Linked DNA regions of Homo sapiens: region 1 is linked to region 2. The links are chromatin loops, found by intact Hi-C in ENCODE. Cell type or tissue: sigmoid colon. All regions are shown on one strand. Links, peaks and the distances in the headings refer to the core of each region. The heading gives the core; the rest is flanking DNA. Region 1 has its middle 31 kb from the start of LINC02219. Region 2 has its middle 160 kb from the start of LINC02219.

Region 1 (8,336 bases), core at 215-8,214, 130 kb after region 2:
ACTCCAGCCTGGCGACCAAGCAAGACTCCATCTCTAACTAACTAAATAAATAAATAAATAACAAAAAATGTAAACAACCAAACAGACATATCTGTCTGTTCATTATAAGGAAGAACTCTATAACTTTTAAAACCAGCCAGCAGTGAATCTACCTGTTCTGTTAGGTAGTGAATGCCCCATCACTGGACTCTCCCAGCCCAAGACCATTAAACTACCTGCAAAAGGTTTGAAGAAGAGGCTTTGGTATAGACTGGTATGCTTATTAATTTCCTAGGGCTGCTGTAACAAAATACCACAAACTCGGTGGCTTAAAACAACAGAAATGTATTGCATTACAGTTCTAGAAGTCCAGAATTGGCAGAGCCATGATCCCTCTGAAGGTTCTAGGAAAGAATCCTTCCCTGCCACTTCCTAGTTGCTGGCAGTCCTAGAAATGCTGGGCATTGGCCGGGCGCAGTGGCTCACGCCTGTAATCCCAGCACTTTGGGAGGCCGAGGCGGGCAGATCACGAGGTCAGGAGATCGAGACCATCCTGGCTAACGCGGTGAAACCCCATCTCTACTAAAAATACAAAAAAATTAGCTGGGCGTGGTGGCGGGTGCCTGTAGTTCCAACTACTCGGGAGGCTGAGGCAGGAGAATGGAGTGAACCTGGGAGGCAGATCTTGCAGTGAGCCGAGATCGCACCACTGCCCAGCGTGGGAGACAGAGCGAGACTCCCTCTCAAAAAAAAAAAAAAAGAAAAGAAATGCTGGGCATTCTTGGCTGGTAGCTGTTTCACTCCAATCTCTGCTTCTGTCTTTATGTGGCCTTCTTCCCTCTGTGTGTGTGTGTCTCCAAATCTGTCAGTCCTTATAAATACACCCGGGATTGGTTTAGGGCCCATCCTAATCCAGTATGACTCCATTTTAACTTGATTACATCTGCAAAGACCCAATTTTTAAATGAAATCACATTCATAGGTATCAGGGGTTAGGACTTCAACATACCGCGGGATGAGGAGTAATAGTTGGGAAGATATAATTAAACCGCGCTTAGGTATGACTAGTTGACTGATATGATGATCCCACCTATGGTGAGATTTTAGGAGTTATATAAATCCTCTCTTACCAAAATGATGTCATTAATTTGTCCAACAACCATTAACTAGCTTCATTCTCTAGTACTATTCTATTTTTCAAAAACATGACATCTTACTAACGCTTTAAGTCTTGTATTTTATGGATGCTTGAGGAACCTTAGACAATGCCTTGAGTCAAAGCCCAGAGTACAGGGTGCTATAATTACTGTGTCTTTTACTTCATGTTCACATTCGCTGGCCTCACATTTGCTGTGTATTCGGAAATACAAATACAGATTACAATACCAAACATGAGTTATATGTTGAACATGAGATAGAATGAATTTCTAAAACTCTATTAGTTTTAATGATAAACTAGAGCTTAAAAATTAGCCCTATATTTTCCCGTAGAAAATTACAAGCTGAGGGCCGGGCGCAGTGGCTCACGCCTGTAATCCCAGCACTTTGGGAGGCCGAGGCGGGCAGATCACGAGGTCAGGAGATCAAGACCATCCTGGCTAACACAGTGAAACCCCGTGTCTACTAAAAATATAAAAAGTTAGCCGGGCATAGTGGTGGGTGCCTGTAGTCCCAGCTACTCAGGAGGCTGAGGCAGGAAAATGGAGTGAACCTGAGAGGCAGAGCTTGCAGTGAGCTGAGATTGTGCCACTGCACTCCAGCCTGGGCGACAGTGCAAGACTCCGTCTCAAAAAAAAAAAAAAAGAAAATTACAGACTGAGGCCGGGTGCGGTGGCTCACACCTGTAATCCCAGCACTTTGGGAGGCCAAGGCAGGTGGATTACCTGAGGTCAGGAGATTGAGACCAGCCTGGCCAACATGGTGAAACCTTGTCTCTACTAAAAATACAAACATTAGCCGGGTGTGATGACACCTGCCTGTAGTCCCGGCTACTCAGGAGGCTGAAGCAGGAGAATCGCTTGAACCCAGGAGGCAGAGGTTGCAGTGAACTCAGATTGCATCACTGCACTCCAGCCTGGGTGACAGAGCAAGACTCAGTCCCTCCAAAAACAAAAACAAAAAATTACAAACTATTCTCTCTAGTGAATCAGAAAACAGCTTTCATGACTTAAACCTAGTATCTTACTCTAATCTGTATGCATCTTGGCCTTAAAATGTAGCATTTTGGATACATACACTTAGGTGATTTGGCTTCATTGTTTTGTTTTGACAGGCAGCTTTTGTATCTGTCTTCTATAATTTAGTCTAGGGCTTCTCAACCTCCACACTATTGATGTTTTGCGCTTGATAACTCTGTTGTGGGAGCTGTTCTGTGCATTATAAGATGTTCAATAGCATCCCTGGCCTCTACACACTAGATGCCAGCAACACCTTACCTGCCACCTCCACCCAATGGGACAACCAAAAATGTCTGTGGATATTGCCCAGTGTCCCTGGAGGGGAGGTTGGGCAATATCATCCCAAATTAGGAATCACTGCATATTTGATGAAAATTAACTGCATTTTTTTAAATAGTGAGAAAAGTAGCATTGTTACATCATTGCAAAAATGTTGATGTCTGTGTGCACATGTATGTTTATTGCAGCACTATTCACAATAGCAAAGACTTGGAACCAACCCAAATGTCCATCGGTGATAGACTAGATAAAGGAAATGTGGCACATATACACCATGGAGTACTGTGCAGCCATAAAAAAGAATGAGTTCATGTCTCTTGCAGGGACATGGATGAAGCTGGAAACCATCATTCTCAGCAAACTAACACAGGAACAGAAAACCAAACACGGCATGTTCTCACTCATAAGTGGGAGTTGAACAATGAGAATGCATGGACACAGGGAGGGGAACGTCACACAGTGAGGCCTGTCAGGGGTGGGGGGAAAGGGAGGGAAAGCATTAGGACAAATACCTAATGCATGCAGGGCTTAAAACATAGATGACAGGTTGATGGGTGCAGCAAACCACAATGGCACATGTATACCTATGTAACAAACCTGCACATTCAGCACATGTATCCCAGAACTTAAAGTAAAATTTTAAAATAAATAAATAAAAACCTTCATGTCTTGCTTAATAGAAGACAGTTGGATTCTCATGTCTACTACTTCTTTCATTCTGCTGATATAGTTGGAAAATGGAGGAGTATTTTAATAGCCTTTTTAAATAGTTGTGGATATTTTTCTTTAATATTACCCCAAAATCACCAAGTAGTAGTTTCTTAAACGTTGCTTGTCAAATTAAAATTCTTCTGTCTATCTTTCACTTTGAATGGATCTCTTACCCATGCATTGATCATTTGGAAAATACTGGTTCAGTGATTTACGTTGTTCTTCCCAAATTTGATGTGTTTTATTATCAATGTTATTATTATTATTATTATTTTAATATTTTAAAAAATTACAATTGTTAGCTGGGCACAGTCAGGTTTACCTGTAGTCCCTGCTACTTGAGAGGCTTAGATGGGAGAATCGCTTGAGCCCAGGAGTTCTAGTCCAGCCTGGGCAACATAGTGAGACCCCTTCTCTAAAAACATTTTTTTTTTCTAAATCACATTGTTAACATCATCACCAATCTCATCAGCAAAGCCTTAAGTATTAGGATGTTGTCAAGCCCACAGTGGTGAATACGAATTTTCTGATATTCTATTTTTTACTTGAAAGCTTAAATTTTATCACTGGCAACAAATACCGCCAGTTGTTTTCCTTGAAGTGACAGACTCACTTCATTAATTTTTGAGAAAATGTCTGACAAATACTCAAGTATGAATAACTATAATTTGTCTGTCAGTTGTTCTTTCAAGTAAAAAAAAAAAGTGTATTGTGAAAAATGGCTCTTCAGCTTGTATCTCATACAATTAAACATGCACTTTTCCTCACACCGACTGTCATACTTCAGCATGCAGCCACAGCGTTTTCTGTGCAGTTCCCATTTTGTCATACAGAGTATTTTTAAAGTGTACATAATGGTTGAGATTTAAGAAGTTTTTTTAATGCTGTTTCAAAGACATTCTTTTTTAAAACTATAGACGGCTTCACAAATGTGTATGCCATCCTTGCATAGGGGCATTTCAATTTTAGTATATGTGCTGCTGAAGCGAGCACTCAAAGACATTCTTTTTTTTTTTTTTTTATCTATCAAGCTTTTATTTAAATGCCATAATCCAGGATGGATTTTAGATCTTGTTGAAAGCAGCCACATCCATGGACTGCACATAGTCCTCAAAAGCAGTGATCTGCTCCTCCAGAATATCTGTTCCAACTTTATCATCTTCAACTACACACTGTATTTGGTTTCTTAATTCTGTATCCCACTGGAACTAGTTTAGATGAGCCCCAGACTAAGCCGTCTGCTTGAATGCTTCTGACGCACTCCTCTAATTTCGCCAGATCTGTCTCCTTATCCCAAGGTTTCACATTTAGTAAGATGGAAGACTTGGCAACAAGTGCAGGGTTTTTGGCTAACTTTGATTCATATTGTGCAAGACTTTCTTCCCTTAGCCTCTTTGCTTCTTCACTTTCCTCCTCATCATCAGATCCAAAGAGATCAATGTCATCATCATCTTTACTATCTGTACCTCCACTTCCTGTAGCGTCTTCCACATTGGCAGGACCATACTTGCCCAAAGCTTTCTTCACTCCTGGCAGGCTGGCCTTTTCCTTTTCATAAGACTTGACATGATTATACCAACGTAGGGCATGACACAAGCCAGCAGGCTGTGGGCCGGACACGGCTTCAAATATTGCCACATCTGCTTGTGATGGCACATACCCCTCAATGTAGCTCTTGTCCACCAGGTAATCGTTGAGCACCTGGAGGCCCGCGGGACTTTTCAGGTCTCCGAAACCCATGGTGTCGGCTGTATCTGAGAGCTGGGGAGCAGCAGAAAGAGAGCGCGCAACTTGTGGGCACCCCGCGCTGAAGAGAGGAAAAAGCTCAACGACATTCTTAAGTGAAACAGTGAAACTGGTTTGTTTTTTTTTTTTTTTCTGCAAGAGCCTTGTGGTGAAGAATACAGTATCTGCTGGCATAGTTTTATGCTACTGTTATGGTTTACGCTAAAGCACAAACACCATTGATGTAAATATCAACACAATGAGAAAGGCTATTATTAATAATACTAATATTATTAATACTAAGGCAAACAATGTCTTAGTATTACTATAAAAACTAGTTTTGACCTTGGGGACCCCCAGAGGCCCAAAGACTACACTTTGAGAACTGCTGGTCTATGAAGATCATTCCGCTCCACACTTAATTTGAACGATATAGAAAATATCTGCTGACAGACTTGCACGATAGTAGATACACTTCATCAAAGTAGAATTTAGTATATTCTAGGAACTGCATGTAGCATTGCAGGAACATACCTCTCACTACCAATCAAAATTGTTGAAAGACTGCTGGGCACGGTGGCTCACGCCTATAATCCCAGCACTTGGGAGGCTGAGGCAGGTGGACAGGTGGATCACTTGAGGTCAGGAATTCGAGACTAGCCTGGCCAACATGGTGAAAACTTGTCTCTAAAAAATACAAAAATTAGCCAGATGTGGTGGTGGGTGCCTGTAATCCCAGCTACTCAGGAGGCTGAGGCAGGAGAATCACTTGAACTCGGGAGGCGGAGGTGGCAGTGAGCAGAGATCACACCACTGAACCTCAACCTGGGTGACAGAGCAAGACTCCGTTTCAAAAAAAAAAAAAAAAAAGAAAGAAATTGTTGAAAGACTTGTTTGCTCTCTTTGTCAAGAGTCTCAGAGGTTAGAAATATTTCCACAACATTTTAGTTTGTCTCGATGGAGCTGACAATTATGTACTTTCCTATATCTTTTTTGAAACTGTTTCCACATTTGGCCTAGACCCTCTTGGAGTAATGAGTTTCAAAACCTTGTGTGTGAGCACTCCTTTCTGGGATTTGTAGAAAACTTGATTTTTTTTTTTTTTTTTTTTTTTCTCAAAGAGTAGGTCGCAGTTCCAAGGAATTTGGTAAGGAAGTGTGCATTCTCTCAATTTCTAACACAATGCCTTGTTCAAATTAGGCACTCAATAAATATTTGTTGACTATAAAACTTAACTGATTGACCTCTTTTACGATCTTGGTAGTTTTATGATCTGATGAGATGACTCTCAACCTTCATCCATCTAGACTGGAGAGGGCAATTTTTTAGACCCCTGGAACATTTGAAGGTGAAAGTAAGGCTCTTTATTGAAAACAGAGTGATTAAGGAAACATCTGCATACTGAAGAGTAAACCCGCCCCTTCCCCAAGGCCTTTCCAAAACGCTTGCTGCCGGTCTTTCATGCACACCCTACCATCAGGCAACTGAATGATTCTGTCTGAGAAAGCTGATAAGCCCAAGAGATAAATCTTAAAGATAACTGGCATTTGGGATTCCACAAAGAACCAGATGGGCCTTGTGTACAGAAAGGCCTACCATATGACAAGCCCCACCCTAAGCACACAGGAGAAAAAAGGAAGATGGTATCCCACAGAAGAAAAGAAGTGATGAGAATTTCTAGGATGATAGTCAAGGAAGTCTGGGGATAACAACTCTTCAGTAAGCCAGATTGGAATAAGAAGATGGAGTACTCCAAGAGGGATGTCTTCAAGGGGGGAAAAATGGAACATAGAAATTACCAATTAAATTTGACAACATTGAGGGGCATGTTAGACACTTGAATGGAGAATTTAGGGATAACTTATTGCTATGTGAATAGAAAATTATAAATACAAAAGAAGCAATTAACCCCTGTAAAATTTAGAAGTTATACAAGGAAAAAATGTGTTCACAGGGTACCACATGGCTCAACCGAGAACAATACTTACATGATCAAAATAATGTAAATACTGTACTCTGACTTGGCTAAAAATTGTGAAAGATTTATGTTGGGAACATAAAGATGAAGAAGTAATTGTGTGCAGTAAAGTCTAGGGATGGTAGTTATTAAAGAACTAAATCCTAATTTAATAGAGAAAATCATGTCTAAATCAAGAAGTAGCAATATAAGCATGTTTCTTCAAAAATGGAATTTAAAATCAGAAAAGCCTGAAAGTTGAAAGTAGTTCCTCTAGGTAGTGGAACTCAGGAATGGGCAGGGTTAGACAAGATTAATTCTTTTTCCTTGTAAACCTTATAGAGTGATCAAGTTAAAAAAATGCCTACATATATTACCTCAAATTACCTAATAAAAATTAAAAATAAGGCCAGGCACGGTGGCTCACGCCTGTAATCCCAGCACTTTGGAAGGCTGAGGCGGGTGGATCACGAGGTAAGGAGATCAAGACCATCCTAGTTAACACAGTGAAACCCCGTCTCTACTAAAAATACAAAAAATTAGCCACGCATGGTGGCAGGCTCCTGCAGTCCCAGCTACTTTGGAGGCTGAGGCTGGAGAATGGCATGAACCTGGGAGGTGGAGGTTGCAGTGAGCCAAGATCGTGCCACTGCACTCCAGCCTAGGCGACAAAGCAAGACTCCGTCTCAAAAAAAAAAAAAAATTAAAAATAAGTTAGTAAGTCAAAGATGTTTTACTTTGCACATAGATGGATCTGACTACATAATCAGGCTTTTGCCTAAAAGTTTGTGGTAAACTATATATACTATTTGAATTTTTTCTATGTAGGCACAGAGAGCAGCCACACGTCAGACTTTCTTTGACCTTCTCCCATAAGAATGTATCTGCAGTGTGTCTTATCTTCTCAAAATTCATATATAGTTAATTGAATTAAGAATTTGGGCCAGGCACTGTGGCTCACGCCTGTAATCCCAGCACTTGGGGAGGGCAAGACAGGCAGATTACGAGGTCAGGAGTTCAAGACCAGCCTGGCCAACATAGTGAAACCCCGTCTCTACTAAAATTATAAAAATTAGTCAGATGTGGTGGCGGGCACCTGTAATCCCAGCTACTCGGAAGGCTGAGACAGGAGAATCGCTTGAACCTAGGAGGCAGAGGTTGCAGTGAGCCGAGATGGAGCCATTGCACTCCAGCTCGGGCAACAGTAAGAAACTCTGCCTCAAAAAAAAAAAAAAAAAAAAAGAATTTGATCTAACTTCCTTTCCAACCTGATCTGCTTGACATATCCCATATGAACAATTCTCTCTAGACAGACTGGTCTACTTCTTATGATTTGATTATGCCATTTGGCCAAAGTTAAAATTTCTTTCTCCCCTTCTCCTTCCAGAGCTTTGCCTATCAAATTTTTGATAATAGTTCAAAACCCAATTCCCTGTGGAAACTACTCTTGCCCTTTTCAATTGGAAGTGATTGCTTCTTACTGTATACGATCTGGTTTCATTATCTTT
Region 2 (8,336 bases), core at 245-8,244:
TGCTTAGTGGGTAATGATTAGTCCGAACTGATGATCAACCAGTAGACTTTCTACCAGCCCCAGGCAGCTGCAGCTCTGTCTGAGACAGCAAATGCCTCTGGAAGTTAACTATGCCCTGTGCCCACTCATAAGGTTGCTATAGGCAGGGGTCACTTTAAAGAGAAGAAAGCAGAAGATGTTAGAGAGAAGCATTTATTATAGGAGGTGGGGAGGTGGGAAAGGTCAGTTAGATTCTCCTCCTAATAACACATGACCCAGATGTCCCAGATATCAGATCTATCCCAATCAAATGACAAGGTTTCTTGAAAGGGAAAGTAAATAGCCTGATCCATTATGTGAGCCTCAAATGGTATATGAATGTGCGAGCAAGACAGAAAGAGAGAGAGAGTAAAAACTACAGAGCCTCTTTAAGAGGGAGCAGCTTGTATCCTTAGAAGGACCACTGAGGTCAACAACAGGAAGAGTGAGAAGCTTAAACTTTTTATTTTTTGAGACAGGGTCTTGCTTTGTTGCCCAGGCTCAAGTATAGTAGCACCATCATGGCTCACTGCAGACTTGACCTCCTAAGCTATCCTCCCACCTCAGCCCCCCAGGTAGCTGGGACTGCAGGCGTGCACTACCACGCCCAGCTAATTTTTGAATTTTTTATAGTGATTAGGTCTTGCTGTTGCCCAGGCTGGTCTCAAAATCCTGAGCTCAAGCAATCCTCCCACCTTGGCCTCCCAAAGTGCTAGGATTACAGGCATGAGCCACCACACTCACCAGTACCTTCATGCATGCTCTTATAACTTACATGTGAACAAATGAAAACGGTATCTGTAATTTCTTAGATAAGTCAATTCTGGAGGGAACTTTAAACAACATCCACCCCATATACAAGCAAGGAAAACAAGGACTAGAGGGGTGAATGATGTCTCCAAGGGTTCAAGACAAGTTGAAGCAAAAGCCCGTGGAGCATGTGGCCTCCTAGTACTAACTAGTCCATTTCAGATGTTAAAGGTAAATGTTATAGTTTACCCTATATAGCCCTTTTTAAAAAAATCTAAGTTTTTATCAGAAATAACTGAATTCAGATGAACTGTACTAACAGTTTATTAAATGGATACCTCAAAAGAGCCTTAACTAAGGTTAACTCAAATGTACCTAGTGAGTTGAGTGAGGATTCTCCTGACATAGGATGAAGATCTGGGTCAATTCACCTGTGTCCATCTGTCATTTGCTGAGAAAGACCTATGGGGGAAAAGGGTGAAGGGTTAACTTCGGAATGTCTAACCCTGCATTAGAACAGTTGGAAGGACCATGAAGCATGGGGGAGATGCACAGATTTCCCCTCTGAAAACAACTCCAATGCTACAGAGCCAGGGGAAGGAGGCAGCAGTATATCTGACGCTCTGAATTGGGTACAGCCATTCAGAAGTACAGAGACCTTCCTGAGGTAAGGTCACCTGGAGAGCCAGAGGCTCATTTATGGCAACTTTGATTAAAGGAAAAAAAATTTGCTGAGAGATTCTCAGTGTAGAAAGCAAATAAATATCTCAAGCAAGGGCACCATAGCTCCCCCTTGTAAATGCTGGGCTATGCCTATGAGCCCAGCTTTGCAACCTGGAGTTTCATTTGACCAGCCTAAGGTAGTACCAGCCAAGAAATTAGATCTGCCAGTGTCCCCTTAACAATAGTGATGAAGAAGTGGAGCCTACAGACAGGACTCAAAAGCAGAAATCCCAGCAAAGTGTGGAGCTAAGCCAATGAGGTGAAGAGGCAGCCCATTCAGATCTCAGCCCTGAAATCTCCTTCCCCCTATCTCCCCGCCAAAATCCTGACCACTCCTTTATGCCAAACTCAATCCAACTTGTTCCACGAAGATAAGCCTGTCTGGCTGCGATGGCTCACGCCTGTAAAACCAACACTTTGGGAGGCCGAGGCAGGAGGATTGCTTGAGGCCAGGAGTTCCAGACCAGCCTAGGCAACATGCTGAGATACCATCTCTGTCAGGCTGCTGCCAAAGGCTTTCCTTTCATTGTGTTCCTAAACTTTGCCTCTTTCCATCAGAATTCCCTACCTATGTGTTTTCACCAGTTTGTGAGCTGGACCTTATCTTATTCACATTTGTACGTTCCTCCAGAGCCCAGACATTTGCTTGCCTTTGTAAGAGTGCAAAAATTTATTTACTTTGTTGAATATAGAAGCACACTTAAAGGCTTAAAATGTTACGGCTAGGCATTCCAGCTAGCACCAACTGGGATTGCAGGAAGTATTGCTAAATGGTCCTGAACACTAAATTAGAAAATCCTCTTTTTTTTTTTTTTTACAAGTCTCTATTCAATTCTCACCTCCATCAAGACATTTCTTAGCACATTATTCTAGCATTTGTAGCCAACTTGGCCACTGCTCACTGTGCCCAGATTCTCTGCCTTCTGACATCTCTTCTACTTTTGTCCTTTACTGCTTTTCAACTCCCATATGTTTTTCTTATTATGTATCACAGAGATTAAGAACACAGACTTTGCTATCAAATAGATCTGAGTTCAACTCCTAAGCTAACAGTTACTAATCAAGCACCCTTTGACTTGCCTTCTCTCTAAGTTTTTATATCTGTAAAATGGGAAAATAATAACGCCTACTCCATAGGGTTATTGTGACCATTTAATGAGTCAAATGTAAAGTGCCTAGCATGAATCCTGGCACAATAATAAATGTTAGTTCTTATTTTTACTATTAATATATAATAAATAGCTCCCAGGTTATTAGATATTTTCTTAGGAAATGGACTTCTTTAAATATCTGATTTAAAACTCTTGCCATTCGGCCAGGCACGATGGCTCACGCCTGTAATCCCAACACTTTGGGAGTCCGAGGCAGGTGCCTCATCTGATGTTAGGAGGTCGAGACCAGCCTGACTAACATGGTGAAACCCTGTCTCTACTAAAAATACAAAAATTAGCCAGGAATGGTAGCACACACCTGTAATCCCAGCTACTTGGGAGGCTGAGGCAGGAGAATCACTTGAACCCAGGAGGTGGAGGTTGCAGTGAGCTGAGATCGTGCCATTGCACTCCAGCCTGGCAACAAGAGTGAAACTCCCTCTAAAAAAAAAAGAAAAAGAAAAAGAAGAAGAAAAAAACTCTTGCCATTCTCCTCTGAAAAACAATAGATATACACAAAATTTTGCAAATAATTGCAGGAAAACCATGGAAGCTGTGAATCCATCCTTTCACCTCAGTTTGGGATACCCTGGTATAGCGTGTACTTCAGTCTTCAATCACAGTATATGATTTTTGAGGGCTGAAATTATGTCTTCTGGGTTTTCTGCTCACTATAACACCTATAACAGTGCCGAGAGTTGGAAAACACTTAATAAATACTTGAACATTTGTTGATGCCAAATTTTAATTCTCCATTGAATGTTAGAATTAAGCTCTAAAAATGTGAAGTTATTCTCTTTATTAATAGAGGAAAAAATGAGTTTTGCTTTCCTATTCTTTGGAGGACTTGATGTTAGTATTGCTTTTGCCCAGAACATGAGTTATCAATTCCAAATGGGACTCTCAGTTTCCAAAGTTCTGCGGCCAGTTCCAAGGAAGGACATTCAAGCCCCTAAGCCAAGTCACACTATCTGGGAAGAAAGGGCGTTGTTAGCCAGTGTCTGAACCAGAAGTTTTTCACATCTCTGCGGACAACCAGATGTCATGGTGCACTATTGCAATTGCTTGCATGAGGCCATTTGCAGCATGTCAATTTGTACCAAGTCTAACTTTTTCAACATAGGCTAGAAATTGAGCCAAAAATTCAATAGGAACTCTGTCAATAATTAACTCATGTTATTGAACCCTTTTGTTAATGTAGACACACTATAAATATATATTTATTCAAAAGAATTGATAAAAGGTGCATTTGTCCAAATGTAAATACAGTCGTATGACACGACCTGCAGTTTATGTCCTTCCCTCCCTCTTTCCTTTCCTTTCAGGATTTTTGATATTTTTCCTTCTCCTTTGCTTACCTATGAGTAATAGTTGTAGCATGTTTTGGGGCAAAATAGATGCTGACCAGAAATAGCGTATCTTTTCTTGTCCTATTATTGGAATTAGTTTCTACCTTTCTTGAAGTAATCTGTTAACTAATTGTGCACTCTAACACTTGATCATAATGTGAACTGAAAATGCAATAACAATAGCTAAAGAAGATAAAAGAAAATTTAAAGTCTTTTTTTATAGATCCGGTCAGCATGAAAGCTCAGACCTCAACATTTTTATTCCTTTTTCTTTTCCTAACATATGTGTGGCAGAGACTAAGCAGGTTCTTTTCCTTGAGCCTTTGTGTTCTTCAGACTAACTGACTCTGGCACCCTGCTCAGAAGAATGCAGAGCAGGCCCGTGGGCAAGTGTTGACTTGTTTAAAACACTGTTGAGAGCATTAGGAAGGTTTAAGTAAGGAATTGGGAGCAGATTTTGCTAATTCTGACATTCTGCGCTGCACTATCTGCTAGCCTGGGGGCACGGACTTCCTCTATGGACCTTAACACACAGAAATGAATATAAGGCAATCCTCTATCCCCCACAGGGGCACGCACACACACTTCACACTTCACACTTCACTACCTAAAATAATGTACAACAGTGTATATGAAAGCATACTTAAAAGCAAAAAAACAGGCCAGGTGCAGTGGCTCACGCCTGCAATCCCAGCACTTTGGGAGGCCGAGGCGGGTGCATCACTTGAGGTTAGGAGTTCGAGACCAGCCTGGCCAACATGGTGAAACCTGGTCTCTACCAAAAATACAAAAATCAGCTGGGCGTGGCGGTGCACATTTGTAATCCCAGCTATTCAGGAGACTGAGGCAGGAGAATCGCTCAAACCCTCGAGGCAGAGGTTGCAGAGAGCCCAGATCATACCACTGCACTCCAGCCTGGTGACAGAGTGAGACCCTGTCTCAAAAAAAAAAAAGAAAAGAAAAGAGAAAACAAAAATCAAATCGTAAGACCCTGTGCTTGGTTCCTCTACTCCCACCAACAAGCTAATTCTCTCTATCCTAGTTCTTTGGGACTCTTGTCTGTGAGTGGAACTTGGAGGAGCCCCTCAGATGACAGCTTCCTAAGTGACTTGCAGAAGTGTTCAGAAAAAGCTTAGTTGCCCCGAGCCTTTTCTTCTCATGCCCGCTGTGCATACTCTTTCTATTTGAATGCCAGCAAGGAAACCAGTGCCTCCTCCAGTGCGTTCCTTTCTTCCAGACTTTGAGTGACCTCGAAGACCCACTCTAGTCACTAATGAGTTAAACTTTCTGCCTTCTTAGCCTACCCCACCCTTTAATAATCTTGCTAATGTATAACTTATCTTTGAAGATAGAGATAAGAAGACCCAATCACTCACAACTTGTGTTTAGAACAAAGTTTTGGCTTAATAACTAGAACCAGGAGCAAGTTAGAGGAAATAAGGAATCTGGCTTAGGCCAAAGTCCAGAGCCCCACTTGAGGCCAAGGGAGTGGGCTTATGGGTGAATTCTAAGTATATGAGTAGAGAAAATCAGCCCTGCTTCTGACTCCCATTGAGAGAATTAGACTCTCCTCTTTGCATTCCCTGCATAGCTCTAACAAGCAGGCCAAAGCTTGGCCACAAGCCAATAAGACTTGGAGCAGCCAGCAATCAAGATACCATTTTTTCCTGGTTCACAATGTCTCCAAGTTTCTAGATATGAACTTCCCTTCTTCCAATCCATGAGAATTAAATTTGCAAAGTGACAAAAGCTTTACAGAGAGCAGGGTGGACAAAGCACCCTGGTAGAATCTGGTGCTTAGCTAGAACCTGAGCCGGTTCTATTCATCTTGGTCCTGGGTCTCCTTCCCATCATGTTGCCCATGCTGAGCACAGTTACGCTGTGCTGGCACCAGCCTGTGTAGGTTTAGATGCAGTTGCCAGAAGGTGCTGGATTCAGGTACCCAGGCCTCTGCTGCCTGTCTGGGGGCTTAAATGACCAAACCATGTGACTATAGGGAGTCACTCTCCTTCCTGCCCATGTCACAGCCCCTACAATTTAGTAGGAGCTAGACTCACACAAGGAATTTATTTTTACTTTGGAAAATGGAATAGTGTTATTTTGGCTAATTATCAACATGCAAAAGCCTCATCATGAAAACAAATATACAGTGTGAATGGAACCTACGGGGTTCGCAGTCATCATATTTTATATATCCAAAAGGGTGTTGTCTCCTTTGACATAGTTTCTTCAACTAGTCAGAAGTTTAAATACTTTAAATAAGAGTTCACGACATTTTCATTTTTTAATATCCTCAATGGTGGTAGCTCTGTACTCTTGCAGGGTGGATTTGGGTTTTGAAGGCAACCAAAAGTCATTTAGACTTCAGTCTGAAGACTACCATTGGTTGTCCAGCTGGTTACAGGCAGCAACTAAAATGGTCCCTGGAAATCCCTGCCTCCTTGTATTCATGCCCTTGGGCAATCTCTTCCCCTTGAGTGAATGCATTTTTAAGAAACAGTATATAGCAAAAATGATAGTGTGCCACTTCCAAGATAAGGTTACAAAAAGTGTGGGACTTCCATCTTGCTCACACTCTTCCTATTCCTTTCTCCCTTGTTTGATTTCTGAGGGAAGCCCCTGCAATGGTGTGAGCTGCCCTATGAGAGGCAAGAAACTGGTGTCTCCAGTCCGCAGCTACAGAGAGCCAGAGGTCGGTTAGGAGCTGCCTGAGTGAGCTTGGAGCAGATCTTCCCCCATGCAAGCCTCCACAAATCTGTGGCCCCAGCTGTCACTGTGCTTGCAGCCTCATGACAAACCCTAAGGCAAAGGACCCACATAAGCTTCACCCAGACCCCTGACCCACAGAAATGAAGAGATAGCAAATGTTTGTTTTCACGATGCTCTGTTTTAGGGGTAATTTGTAACACAGTAATAGATAACTAACACAGATTATGTTAGAATCAAATGAGGGTGTGGCCGCTGAGCAAGAAAAATGATTTTCTTTTGTACCTCAAAACTGATGACTCCAAATTAACTCTCATCCTGTCTTAACATGCATCTTACATCTGGGAGCCCCTATCTTCAGGACTATAAGTCTGACACCTCCCCTCTCCGCCTGACAGTGAGCTTAGGGCAGGGACCAATGGACCAATGGACCAAGGCTGGTCTGAGTAGAAGGCTACCTAGCAGGGTGCTTAAGGAATGCCTTTGAGTCTTCCATTCTTTTTCTTTTTATTTCAAATTACTACCCTGTCTTCCTGCTATGGCCAGGATGGGGAAACGTATTTAAACATAGCTTCAGGTACAAGAGCAGTTCTGTCAAAGTAATGAGGAGACCAGTTTAAGTGAGCAATGAACTGAGTTCTAGAGATGGTGGCAGCAGCACTCCCTGCCTCCCCACCCCTAGTATTTAAAATGCCCACCACCCAACCCACATTGTAAGCAAACCTTTATCATCTCCACTCCTTATAACCAAACTCTTCTTTGTCAGCCTTCTCCAGAACTAAATCAGAGAAAACAGGTTATTCGAACTGCTCGAGAGGAATTTCTTCACACACTTAGCCTTCTCTTCCTGCCTCTTAGGAAGCTGCTGTGAGGCACATTCCACTCCCTGATGATGAGAGAGAGAGGGAAAATGAAAAGCAAGATGGAGGCAAAATAGAAAGTCAGGGAGAAAAAGAAATAAAGAGAGGTGACCCCACCTGCCCTACCACTGGGCTACCATGCTGCTTGAGTAGTCACTTCTTTTTCTGACAATGGACTGGCAGGTGTGTTCCTGATTTGCTTGTTGTCTATTTGATATGACATGTCATATCAGTTAGTCCAGTGAGTTAAAATTGCTCAGAAATGTGGTCACAATATATCTCCATTTCCACTTTTGTCCACAAGCTTCTCGACAAAACTGGTTGGCCAACTTTTAAGTGTCTCTGCTCTTCCCTGAGTGGGAAAAGTAAAGACTTCTTTAAAATCTGGAATCATTGCTTTATGAACTCAAAAAAAGAGAGGGAGAAGGGGTGGGGACTGTAATTTCCATGGTAAGCCTTCTGGCCAGGAGGCCAAGTCTAACTTCTTATCTTAAGTGTTGAGTTTATACAGCTGATCTTCTAACAAGACTATTATATGTTGCTTCTGGGCTCAAAATTGTATGGGAATAACTTGTGGAGTCTTTTGTTTATTTGTTTGTTTGTTGTGTTTTGTTTTGTTTTCAGATGGAGTCTCGCTCACCCAGGCTGGGGTGCAGTGGCACGATCTCAGCTCACTGCAACCTCTGTCTCCTGGGTTCAAGCATTTCTCCTGTCTCAGCCTCCTGAGTAGCTGGAATTACAAGCGCATGCCACCACACCCAGCTAATTTTTGGGTTTTT

What was found. Hi-C counts contacts between places; a loop is a spot of excess contacts. Peaks named below come from ENCODE experiments on the same cell type or tissue, not always from the same donor. Only the 100,000 strongest peaks of a DNase experiment are listed, where the experiment ranks them.
Region 1: a loop joins it to region 2, with 2.3 times the contacts of the local background. A loop is called at or near these places in 2 of 110 quality-filtered maps.

What each region holds. Positions count from the first base shown.
Region 1 is chr5:68,155,008-68,163,343 of GRCh38, forward strand. It overlaps the pseudogene RNU6-1232P and the pseudogene EEF1B2P2. Among named protein-coding and RNA genes, the nearest start is that of LINC02219, 31 kb to the right of the region's middle. In sigmoid colon, for the core only: no CTCF peak of the experiment used is centred there; a DNase peak (open chromatin) is centred at 4,424.
Region 2 is chr5:68,028,829-68,037,164 of GRCh38, forward strand. No RefSeq gene overlaps it. Among named protein-coding and RNA genes, the nearest start is that of LINC02219, 160 kb to the right of the region's middle. In sigmoid colon, for the core only: no CTCF peak of the experiment used is centred there; DNase peaks (open chromatin) are centred at 3,611 and 5,583.